4 separate regions of the Homo sapiens genome follow, and all the other regions are linked to region 3. The links are chromatin contacts, found by Hi-C or POLR2A ChIA-PET in ENCODE. All regions are on one chromosome and are shown on one strand. The core of a region is the stretch at or near the end of the contact, and the rest is flanking DNA. Distances in the headings are between cores, read along the strand shown.

What was found. Hi-C counts contacts between places; a loop is a spot of excess contacts on that map. ChIA-PET counts read pairs that join two places held with the same protein, here RNA polymerase II (POLR2A). Pooled maps may share reads with other maps.
Region 1: a pooled map shows a loop between it and region 3 (11-fold over the local background). The contact joins the promoter of ACLY here to the promoter of PLEKHH3 in region 3. A Hi-C loop is called at or near these places in 2 of 37 single-sample maps with no recorded cell type and 8 of 50 pooled maps.
Region 2: a pooled map shows a loop between it and region 3 (9-fold over the local background). The contact joins the promoter of TMEM106A here to the promoter of PLEKHH3 in region 3. A Hi-C loop is called at or near these places in 7 of 50 pooled maps. POLR2A ChIA-PET finds 5 or more read pairs at or near these places in 4 of 52 experiments (GM10248, H1, WTC11 and 1 more).
Region 4: a pooled map shows a loop between it and region 3 (8-fold over the local background). The contact joins the promoter of CNP here to the promoter of PLEKHH3 in region 3. A Hi-C loop is called at or near these places in 1 of 37 single-sample maps with no recorded cell type and 6 of 50 pooled maps.

What each region holds. Positions count from the first base shown.
Region 1 is chr17:41,917,690-41,920,389 of GRCh38, reverse strand. ACLY (ATP citrate lyase) reads left to right here and starts at 1,439. Exons shown (of 29, transcript NM_001096.3): 1 at 1,439-1,510. RefSeq lists silencers at 1,057-1,316, 1,797-2,036.
Region 2 is chr17:43,210,609-43,213,308 of GRCh38, reverse strand. TMEM106A (transmembrane protein 106A) reads right to left here and starts at 1,434. Exons shown (of 9, transcript NM_145041.4): 1 at 1,387-1,434; 2 at 915-1,082; 3 at 57-288. The coding sequence starts at 267. It overlaps NBR1 (NBR1 autophagy cargo receptor), which reads right to left. Exons shown (of 21, transcript NM_005899.5): 21 at 1,621-2,700.
Region 3 is chr17:42,675,589-42,678,288 of GRCh38, reverse strand. PLEKHH3 (pleckstrin homology, MyTH4 and FERM domain containing H3) reads left to right here and starts at 1,295. Exons shown (of 13, transcript NM_024927.5): 1 at 1,295-1,887. The coding sequence starts at 1,726. RefSeq lists enhancers at 1-142, 143-644, 625-704, 835-884, 905-1,004 and silencers at 175-254, 1,115-1,364, 1,455-1,514, 2,635-2,700.
Region 4 is chr17:41,965,468-41,968,167 of GRCh38, reverse strand. It overlaps CNP (2'',3''-cyclic nucleotide 3'' phosphodiesterase), which reads right to left and starts at 1,373. Exons shown (of 4, transcript NM_033133.5): 1 at 1,281-1,373; 2 at 1-100. The coding sequence starts at 1,283. It overlaps ODAD4 (outer dynein arm docking complex subunit 4), which reads right to left. Exons shown (of 12, transcript NM_031421.5): 12 at 1,665-2,700. The coding sequence ends at 2,685. RefSeq lists enhancers at 1-341, 342-899, 2,001-2,100 and silencers at 871-1,060, 1,191-1,630.

The DNA.
Region 1 (2,700 bases), core at 190-2,689, 760 kb after region 3:
TGACCTCAAGTGATCCCCCACCTTGGCCTTCCAAAGTGCTGGGATTACAGGTGTGAGCCACCAAGACTGGCCACCCCCATTTTAGGACAAGAGAAGAGAGGTGATAAGGAACTGCTATTTCAAAAAGATGAATGGGAGGGAAGGGACCAGAAAGTGACATCATCAGGGAACACTTGATTCAGGCATGGGTAGCAAGTTCAGTTACCTTACTCCTGGCAGCAACAGGATTGGGGGAGGGGGTCTTGGAGAAGATTTTGTCTGCAAATGTCGCAACACTGTTGCAGTGTGAGTATGACCCAAAGTGCTTGGCAGGGGGACAGGCCTGCTGCTTCCCTGCATTCTGGGCTGACCTCTTCACCTGAGTCGGTCAGTGGACGCTTTTGGCCTCCTTCCTGGAGCTAGACAGCTGTTAGGCTTAGGGAGCAGCTCCGGACCTACAGGGTTGGGGTGCAGGTAGGGAGGGAGGCTGCAGCATGTCAGAGTGGTAAATACATGTCCTGATTTCCAGGACTGATTTCACATATTCTGCCCCACAAGTTCACCAGCACCTGTCAGATTGGATGTCCCAGTTTTTGGTTTGGAAAATTCGATCTGTCTCAGGTAATGGAGAAGGGGGAGACAGCAGTTCATTCATTCCAGTGTCTAAGCCTGTGGTTGGTGGGAACAAGAGACTGTCTGGGATGGCTCCAGCCCTTCGCTGGAATCTCGCATTGAATTCCTAGCTCCGCCCTGATCCGTGCTGAGGCGAGCAGGTGAGTGGGACGGACAGCGCTGTGCCTGCACCCTCCTAGCCCCACTTGCTTACCGCGGCCCCTGCCTTATCCCACACTGGGAAGTATGCTCTGTTAGCCTCGGCTCAGCCTTGCCTCATCGGCCCAGTGGGGAGAGTCCAGGGAGGAGAGAGGCTCCACGTGCTAAAGGAAAGCGGCCTGCCAGACACTGCTGCTTAAGGAGACTGTCTAAGCAATCGGATTCGGTGCGGCCGAGATGCAGACGTCCGTTTCTCCCAAGGGAAGGAGCAAGGGTACTCCAGGTCCCAAAGCTGCGTTACAGCCAGTTGGGCTAATCCTACCCGCCCCTCCCCCAACTCCCCGAGTGGCAATCTGTCCAGCCCCTCAAGCGATCAGGCCACAACCCCCAGCACCGCGCGTTCTCCTCCCAGCCTAGCCCGGCCCATCTCCCCACCCGGGGCCCCGCCCCGGCCCCGCAGGCTCCCAAGAGGCGGTGGATGGGCCAGCGGGACTACAAGTCCCAGCAGGCCCCGGGGCCCGCCCTCGTGGGGCGGAGCCAAGCCAGCAGCGAATTGGGAGGAGCCCTGGCGCTCAGGCTAGGGAACGCGTGTGGCCAATCGCGGGGCCGTTCTCGCCGCGAGCCGATGGGGGCGGGGAAAAGTCCGGCTGGGCCGGGACAAAAGCCGGATCCCGGGAAGCTACCGGCTGCTGGGGTGCTCCGGATTTTGCGGGGTTCGTCGGGCCTGTGGAAGAAGCGCCGCGCACGGACTTCGGCAGAGGTGAGCACGGGAGGCTGTTTTCGCTGGCTGGAGCCCGCTCGCCCTAGGAGCTTCCTGCCTCCGTCCCCCAACCCGGAACCGCCTTCCCCGACGCGGGCTCGGTGCCCACGCGCCCTGCTCGGAAGTTTTGAGGGTCTTAGCTTTAGGTTAGCCTTCGCCCGGGGTCCCGGCCGGTGGCCGCGTGTCGACGCCCCTCCCCTCCCCCCGCGCGACACACACATATTCCAGTTCCTGGGAGTTTGCATGGGGCTTGCCGCCATCCTTGCCTCTTCTGCCTCTGCCACATTGCATGGTCCCCCTCCTGGCGCGCCTCACCCCTCCCGGGCACAGCTATCGAGGCTCCTCGGGCTCATCGGGACGCCTTTTGGCTCCATCCGGGTTCCCCCATCGGATGCCGGGACGGGAAGTAGAGAAAGCGGTGGCGACTGGTCCCACTCCGATTCCTCACTGGCCGGGCTCAGGCCCTTCTTGGTTCCGTGGGTACAAAATTGAGCTCCACGCCCAAGTGGAGAGAATGAGCTATGCGCGCCTCCGGGGCGGGCCACGCGGGGCCAGGCTGCCCCAGGGTGCCCGAGGCCTCGCCTCGTCTCGCCGCGAGGACTGGAATCTCGCAGCAAGGACCCTCCTCGCACTGGAGGTATCGTCGAGTCCAGCCCCTAAGTGACAGATGGCCGGGGTGCCACCCCACCCTTGAGCTGACGCCAAGTCTGGCCGGGGAAAGGTCCTCAAGGGGCTGGAGGATGCTGCCGCCGCCCTCCTGTCGAGCCTGGCAATGGGCCAGTCCCAGCGCCTGCCGCGGTCTCCAACCTTGGCAGATACCGTGCAGTGCCGAGTTCTGCCGTTATGGGGTCCCTGGAGGTCTTCCTGGGAAGAGGATTTTGGAAGAGACGATAAGGAAAAGTGCACAGCACAGTTTGGCCAGCTAGCCTACTCCTCTCCACCCTTAACTTTCCTCTGTGTTTTCAGCTGGCTCAGCTGAACTAAAATGTGGGGTGAGGGACAGCTGGTAGGTCTCATTTGCCCAGATGGGTGATTTTCACCTCTTAGAAACCTTCCTAAACAGCTTGGGGGGCGGTAGTGGGAAGACCCCTCAGACACTGGACAGCTTATGGCTCCATCCCCGTTCTGACACTATGCCTGCCGCAGTAAGGGGCACTCACAGAATTCTGCCTCTCTAGAATTTACTCCAG
Region 2 (2,700 bases), core at 185-2,684, 530 kb before region 3:
CAGGCTAAGAACTTTCCCTGGATTCCAGGCTATTTCCAGAGCCTTGGGCCACTCACCTTGGGGAATCTTGCCACTGCCCTGGCAGGTGGGACAAGTCACGAAGCTGGCATCAGCAGTTCCTTCACAAGGCACACAGGAACAAAAAGACTTGCTGCTACCGGTGCTGGAGTAGTTGACAGCCTTGCTGCCAATGGCTGGTTTGGAGGACAGGATTGACTTGTTCTCATCCTCCCGCCAAGAGCCCAGCTGGGAAAACGTCTTACCCATTCTTCAGGGGCGGGGGTTTCACTAATGAGAAAAGACCAAAGTTCAGTGCTAAGCTTGTTAGCACTGACGCCAGATGTAATTTTGGTTTGAAGTTCTCAAGACTGGCAAGGAGCTTCACCACAGTTTAAGCAAGCTCAAGCCTAAGGAAGATAGGATGTGAAAAACTGGGTGGTCACATGGGACTCTCAGAAGTCTCAATGCATTTCGACTCCTTTCATTATTTTAAAAGAGACCAATCTGCCTACAAAAGGGAAAACAAAAGAAAAGCAGAAGTTACTTCACTTTAAGGAACTTCCATAAGTGATTGTCAGAGCATTTAATTTTTCTCTGGAAAAGTTGCTGAGCTGTCATTCAGTTTAAGGGAAGGAAGTTGGATAGGGCAGAAAAGAGATTCTTTGAATCAAGGAGAGAGGAGGCCAGACTGGTCACAGGTGTGGTTAAGACCCCTATCTAAAGAAGCCCTGGGAGAAAGCAGACACCTCACTGCTTTCTGAGGCGGGGTAAGAAAGCCTGAGGAGGGTCATAGTGATACCAGGGTCTGTCTTTCACTAGGAAAACTCAAGGCTAAATCTGGACTCTGTGTGACAGAACGAGGCCGGCAAGTGAGCCACACAGATCTTTCTGGGCTAAAATATAGGGATGCTCACCTTGTTCAGGTCTGGGATCCCAGGCTCCTCAGCCGCACGAGGGCGAGACTTCTGGAGTGCGTCTTTGGGGAGAAGGGCCTCTAAGGGCAGAGTGGGCTGGGCTGGGCTGAGCTGAGCTGGGCGGTGGTGGGGAGAAGCACCGCCTGGGGCCGGCAACCGGCCGGAGTCCTAGGGGAACGAATGTGCCGCACTGGAGAGTGGGGATAGTAAGGACGCTGACCTCCCCGAAGGGCCAAGCCGATTCCTGGGCTACATGGGGGCTCTGCCATGGGCCGACCGGGTGGAAGCGGACGGAGAAGGTGTGACTTCATTAAGGGAGGATTTCAAGTCCCACCACACACCCCTAGAGGCCGTTAGTCAAGCTTGGTACCCGTGCGGGGGGCGCCTGTGTGTTGGGCGAGGAGGCGGCAACAGGAGGTGTCTTGACCTCCGAAAGGTAAAGTAGGTATAAAGGGTCTAGGGAGGGCCTTACCCGCGGACGACTGCAGCGACAGAAACGGAAGAGAGTGGAATCGAAAATGCGGGAGCGAACACTCCCCTCAAGCTTTGACTCAGTGCCCAGGGAAGTCCCGCCCCAGCCCCTAAGGGCCCACCCCCCCGTCCCCCGGTCCGCCCCTTCGCCACGCAGCAGCCTGAGACGCTGCCAGCTCTTCAAACGTTACCCGAGGGCCCGGACGCTGCTTCCGCAAGGACTAGCCAGTCCGGGTAGGAATTTCCAAGAACATTTATTTCACCATTCTTTAGGTGGTTATGTACAAGTACATACATAACCAGGAGAGCAACCCGGGCCCTCCTGGCCCTCGATTATAAAACTCCGATGGTCAAGACAGGTCCCACCCATCAACCCAATTACACCCTGCCGCTCCACCTTCTACCCGGAAGCCCCGATTAAAACGTTTTAAATAATGAACGGCCTGGCTGGCTTGCAGTTTGAATCCTGGTTTATTTAAGTAGCATTCAGGAGTTATACTGTAAATAAACATCATTATGGCTAATGACTAATTAAAATCACCATTCATTACAAATACCAACCAGGTTAGATAATACTATTAACTATCTTTTCCCCTTCGGTCTGGGGTTCATATTCTTCCTTTTCTGGAAGTCATTTTCATGGATAAAATATTTAGCATTTTTTGTTACCTCTTCCTTCACCAACTGTACTCAACACACTTCTGTAAACAGAGTGAGAACCTGGGTTCATGGACAAGCTCTTTTCCACTTATCTTCGGGTTAAACCAAAACTTTTTCAGCAACTTTGCCCCTGTCCAAGTTTTGCAGAACACCAGCTGCCTCTTCCTGTTCTAGGCATTCTAGGGCTAGATACCTGTGAACGGACTTCAAGCATTAAAGAAGTCATCAGCATTTCCTATACCTCACACACACTCATTTGCCCACCCTGAACTTCACTGACATTAATTTAGGAGCCTGCCTTTTGCCTTTCACATGTTTCTATTTCCCCCACTGTACTGTAAAATAAGATCTGCCCTGACATTAAGAAAAAAGGCAACTGTTAAATTTACTTTTCCCTTTAAATAACGGGATTTTTTCCTTTTCTATAAGATTAGCAAAATATTTCACAATACCTATATTTTTTCCCTTAAATAAAAATGTATGCAAAATTACTATAATAGACATTGCTCAATAGGTGCTGGTAGGTTTATCAGCACACTCTTCCTCCTTTCATTGAAATGCGGAGATTCCCTTGAAGTTGGATACTCTTGAATGCACCATGGAGTCTTTAGAAAGCAACGGTGCCAATTATTAAGTATTGCAGGAAAATTACTTT
Region 3 (2,700 bases), core at 46-2,545:
CCCACGGCCTCTAGGGGCCAGGATCCAGGGAAGGCCCGGAGACGGCGCCGATCCTCAAAGGGTCCCACACGCCAGCCACTGGGGACCGACCTGGAACCCTCCATCCAAGATCTCTGGAATCGCCGCTGAGTCAGCAACGCGCGCGCGCGCCCGCGGAGGCCGCGGCCCCGCCCCGGCCGCCTAGCGCCTGAGTTAACCCCTTCCTATACAGAGCCGCAGGATATTAGCCCTAAGAGGCCTCCACTGTATTCGGAGACCACAGAATTCCTTAGAATCCAAGTCAGTCTCCCCAGCTGAGTTCGGTGAGCTGTGAGCTCTATATTCGATTTTATTTCCGGCCTAGGTCTGCACCTTCCCAGAGTGCCTGCCTCAACTCCTTCACCTCGAAAAGGAGGTGAGGCCGAGTGCAGTGGCTCATACCTGTAATCCCAGCACTTTGGGAAGCCAAGCTGGGAGGATCGCTTGAGCCCAGGAGTTAAAGACCAGCCTGGGCAACATAGTGAGACTCCATTTCTACAAAAAATAAATTTAAAAAATTAGCCAGGCATGGTGGTGTACGCCTGTAGTCCCAGCTCCTGGAGAGGCTGAGGTGGGAGGATCCCTTGAGCCGAGGAGTTCGAGGCTGTAGTAAGCTATAATGGCTCCACCGCACCCCAGCCTGGGCAAGACAGCGAGACCCTGTCTGGAAGAAAAAAAAAAAAGGGTGGGGGAGAGCTGAATCAGACCGAGAAACTGGAGAAACTGGACTCCTTCTCCCCAGACGTGGAGGGCCACCTCCAGAGCTGTGTCCTCGCAGGTCTGGACATCCTCTTAGTAGCCAAGGCGTTTCCCTTTCTCAGGGACCCTGAGACGAGACAGGGGTTCAGAGAGCGGCAGTTGGGTTTTCCTCTGTCCTGTGCCAAAACTCCTCAACAGGGTTTTTAATTGGTTGGTGAGCCAAGAGTTAAAACAAGAGCCTGAAGGCGGGCTTCCGTGACGTCACTAGCACCCCGCGTCCGACCTCAGAGACTGGGGCGTGGCTAACATAGCCTCGTCCCCTCCCTCCCTGTTTCCCCGCCCCTCCCCGCTGTCACCAAGCCAGGGGCACATGATGCAACCCAACGCGGTTTCAGCCGTCTGATTGGTAGCCGCGCCCGGCGCCAGGCACAGGGATTGGACAGAGGAGACTGTGACGAAACCTGGACCCTGCCTAGTAAAGAAGGGAGGAGAGAAAGAAGAGAGAGGGGGGGCCCCCCGGGAGGGAGGGGGCCGGGGGGGCGGGGTCCCAGCTCTGTGCTCGCGCCCCCAGCGCGCCAGTCCCGGGGCTGCAGGGAGCGCAGCGCGCGCGGCCCGGGCCCCGGCCACCGGACGCCCTACCGGACACGACCCTCCCTGGAGCTTGGACAACTGCCCACCTCGGACGCTGCACCGGACACTGCCCCCCACAGGGCTGGACACTCCAACGGACACTACTTCCCAGCTCCGGACATTGCTCCCTCCTCTCCCGGGGCCCTGGACGCTTTTCCCCCTCCCCCCTCCGGGGGCCCAGACACTGAGCCCCCCTCAGCGTCTGGCTAGCGTCCCCTTGCACCCCAGCCCAGGACACTGCCTCCTCCCTGTCCTCTTCTCCCTTCTGCTCCTCCCACCTCATCTTTCCCCTGCTCGGGTCGGAGCCCCGCCAGTTCCTCCGACCCCCTACTGCTCGGCCGCGGCTGCCCGCGCCCCCATCCGCAGCTCCTCGCCCGGATGCCTCTCCCCGGGGGACTATGGTGGCTTCTCTGCTGCCGTCGAGGCTTCACTCTTCTGCACCGGGACTACGGGGACGGCGAGCTTAGCGGGGACGGGGACGAGGACGAGGACGAGGAAACCTTTGAGCTGCGGACCCCGAGTCCAGCGGGCGGCGGGAGGGTAAGTCCCGGGGGTTCGGAGCCTCGTCTCAATCACTCTCGCTGTAACCGGCCGTCACGCTGATCCGCTCCAGCCTCCAGCCACACGCTGCGCGCTTGGCGAACTAGGGATGAGGGAGAGTTTTTTGCCTGGGGGCCAAAGCCCCCGGGAGCTCTCGGAGCAGCAGCCCTACTCGGGATGTGCCTGTGGGCCTCCCGCTGCAGGCTGGGCGCTATCCACCTGCTGGGGGCCCTGAGGCAGGGGAGGCGTCACGCGTGGCCCGACCTGGCCCTGCCTCTCCCTTCCCCGCTGGGCCCGCGTCCCATCCCGTCTCCTTCCGCCTCCGCCAGCGCCGAGGAATGTGGCGAGGCCGGCTGGGCGGCTCGAACGCCTGGGTCCCCCTCCGCTCCCAGTTCGCAAGTGCGGAGGCCAGATGCGAGAGCTCCCGCTGCGGAGACCTGGACGAGGGGGAGAAGTCATCCCAGGATTGGGGTCTGTGGCGGGGACCCCAAGGAGAGGGAGGTGGGAGCTCTTTGAGGACCCCTCCTCATTACCCTGCCACTCAGGACAGAACTCTCGGCTTTCCCGGGTGAGGCTCCTGGGAAACCCCTGAGGGGATGGATGGTGAGGGACACTGGGCTGCTGCCTGGTTTTGTCGAATCTCCCCGTGGGGAAACGGAGGCACGATTGGTGTGGGAGACCTCCATCCCTTGACGTCTCCTCCCCCATCCCTCCTGCACACTGGCGGCCAGACTCCCGTGTGCTGTGGCCCGGGTCAGGCTCCCATCCCCCGCGCAGGGGTCCCCAGCAGGCCCAGTGGCTCGGTGCCCGGGT
Region 4 (2,700 bases), core at 124-2,623, 710 kb after region 3:
GAAACTGCAGCTCAGGCTTGTCCTTGGCCCCTGAGGATGACATCTTGCGGAAGAAGATCTTGGGCAGGAATGTGTGGCTTTTTCGGGAGAAGCCTCTGTTCTGTGTAAGGAGGGGAAGAGATGTCAGCCCAGGTCATTCGCGGGCTCCCCGCCGGCCTTACCCCTAGTCCCTAGACTGGTTGTGGGTGCCTTCCCAAGCGGGGCAGTGCTGGACCTTCTTTCCCTTTCGGTCCGGGAGCACCTTTCCGCTTCTGGTCGTGGAGGAGGAAGAGGGAAGCTTGTCTGAAGCTCTCCTAAGCGTGCGCTTTCCCCATTCCTGCCACTTCGGAAAGGTAAACGTGCTGGAGGCATGCGGGGCGCGCCAGGAGCCTGCGGTTCTGGGACTGGCCTCACTCTTATATGCTTGGCACCTACTAAGGACGTCCTCTTTGGAGGTGGGGGTCTCTGTGTCTGGGCCAAGCCACAGCTGCCACGGCTGAGTGCACAGAGAAGGGGGGGAGTGGAGAAGGGTTACCCCAAGACTGCCTCCCTTCCCCCAACAATGGCCGCAACAGATAATACTCTCTTGTCTGGCATGCGGGTACAATGGTCCCACAGAAGGGCTGGTGGGGGGCAGGGCAGGAGAGCACTGGACAAAGGCCCTCTTTCACCAAGCCTGCCACCTCCTCCTCTACCCTCTCCCGGCCCCCACAAAGTCGTGGTCTTTGTGCCTGTCCAGAACAGGGCAGCACAGGGCACCTGCAATTAGGATCCAGCTCTACCCGCCGCTGTGCTGTGTGTCAGAAGCGCCTCTCGGAGCCACTTGTTTTCCTATCTTCTAGAAGCCACAAGGGACGGCAGCTTTTACCGTAAAGGGTCCCCTCCTCTGAACTGGCTCCACCTCCCGCCCGCACCCGGGCGCGGGGCAGCGGTTCCGCGTGATGAGACTGGGCCCGGGGAGGGGGCGCCGAAGCGGCTGCCCCAGCGCGGGCCTGCGTGGGGTCGGGAGCAGCTCCCGGGCTCCCGGCCCAGGCCCACCCAGGCTCCCAGAGGCGCAGCAGCTTCTGCGGTCCCGAGTTCCCTCCTGAGAAACACCACCGTTTCCCTTTACAGCGGCCTCTCCGGCACCCCAAAACCCCTCCGCTTCTCCCAGACCTCAGGGCCGCCCTGAGTACCAAGAAAACTGGAAGTCGAACCCGGAGCCCCGGGTCCTCGTTTGCAAGACGCTTCCTCCCGAGGGGCCCCGACACTCGTTTCCCGCCCTGGTGCTACCCCGTGCCCGGCCCCGCCCGGCCTCTCACCATGATGAGGAGGGGCGCCACCGTCGCCGCCTCTGCCGGCACCAGCGCTCCGGGGCCGCCCGCCTGCGCGGAGGGACACGGGAGTCCAGCGGTGGCACGACCCGAGCCCGGCCGCTTTACATAGCCCGGGGGGCGGAGCGGGCACCCGGGCGGGCTGGGGGCGGGCCGTCTCCTCTGCGCGCAGGCGCTGCGAACCAAAACCCGAAACTCTCGCCGCGCGCGGGAACCTCGGCCCGGTCCCGCCCCCTGCGCGCGCCTGCTCCCCACGCGCACCCACCCACTGCGCCTGCGAGCTGAGCGGCCACTAGCTTTTTCTGCGTGTTGAGGGGTAACTCAGTCACCCTCCCCGGTCCCGTGGATTAGCAGGAAGTGAGTGAGGCAGGGTCGTGCAAAGTCGGATCCTGTCTTTAATTTTTGATATTTTATTCATCATGGACTTTTGCATTAATTAAAAACTTTTTTTTTTACCACATTGGATTAAAATATTATCATGCAATTTGCTGGCATTCCGGTAAACTCTGCATCTGAAATGCCTCACTGGCCTCATTCGTCCAGGCCCTGTGCCAGCCGAAAGTCAGTCTCAGCCCCGACCTTTCCTTCTAGGAGCTGTGGAGACAGACCAGGATGGCAATGGCCAAAGGGACAGATGAGTAACGGAGTGAAATCCTAACATCCTCTGAGGCCAGATCCTCAGCTGCCACCTCCTCTGTGAAACCACTGAGAGCTCCGTTGGATTTTTGAGTTTCCTGTCCAAGTGCTGTGCTAAGCACTCAGTCCTCGCAGCAACCCCTGAGGCAGGTATCCCATTGTTCAGAGGAGAAGCCAGCTTGGAGAGCCTGATTTACCTGATTATGCCACCCAGAGGTGTCAGAGGCGGAGTCTGTCTGCCCTCCCGACTCCCAGGCCACTCCCCTATCTTTGGCCTCACTCCCAGCATTCGCTTGGTTCTGGCTTGCGGCATTCTCCTACCTGTGACAGCTGGGGCCGCCCCACCACTGTTCCATCCATAAAGCCTCCCCGCTGTCCTGCGCACTGGAGGGACTCAGTCAGTCACCGGTGTGTGGGAAGCACCTCTCCTCCCAGGCCTTCCCCTCTCCTCCCTGTGACTTCTTGTTCCCTGTAGCGCCCGTATCTTCACCCTCCTGAAACCCTTTCTTCTTGGCACCTTTCTCATTTCTTCCACGATGCTCTTCCAAGAATGGGCAGGGGTGAAGAGGCAAAGTGACAGACTCAGGGTTTGCAAGAGTGAAAGACACCTATTTAATGGCAAAATAGTGATGGAAAGCAGCAGAAGTAAAACCCTCATTTTTCCTATAACAGACAAATCGCTTGAAAATCCAGTTTAATAAAATCCCATGATCCCTCTGAACACCAGCTTCCTGATCCTCATCTCTACCGATGGCTTCATTCATATTCCTTT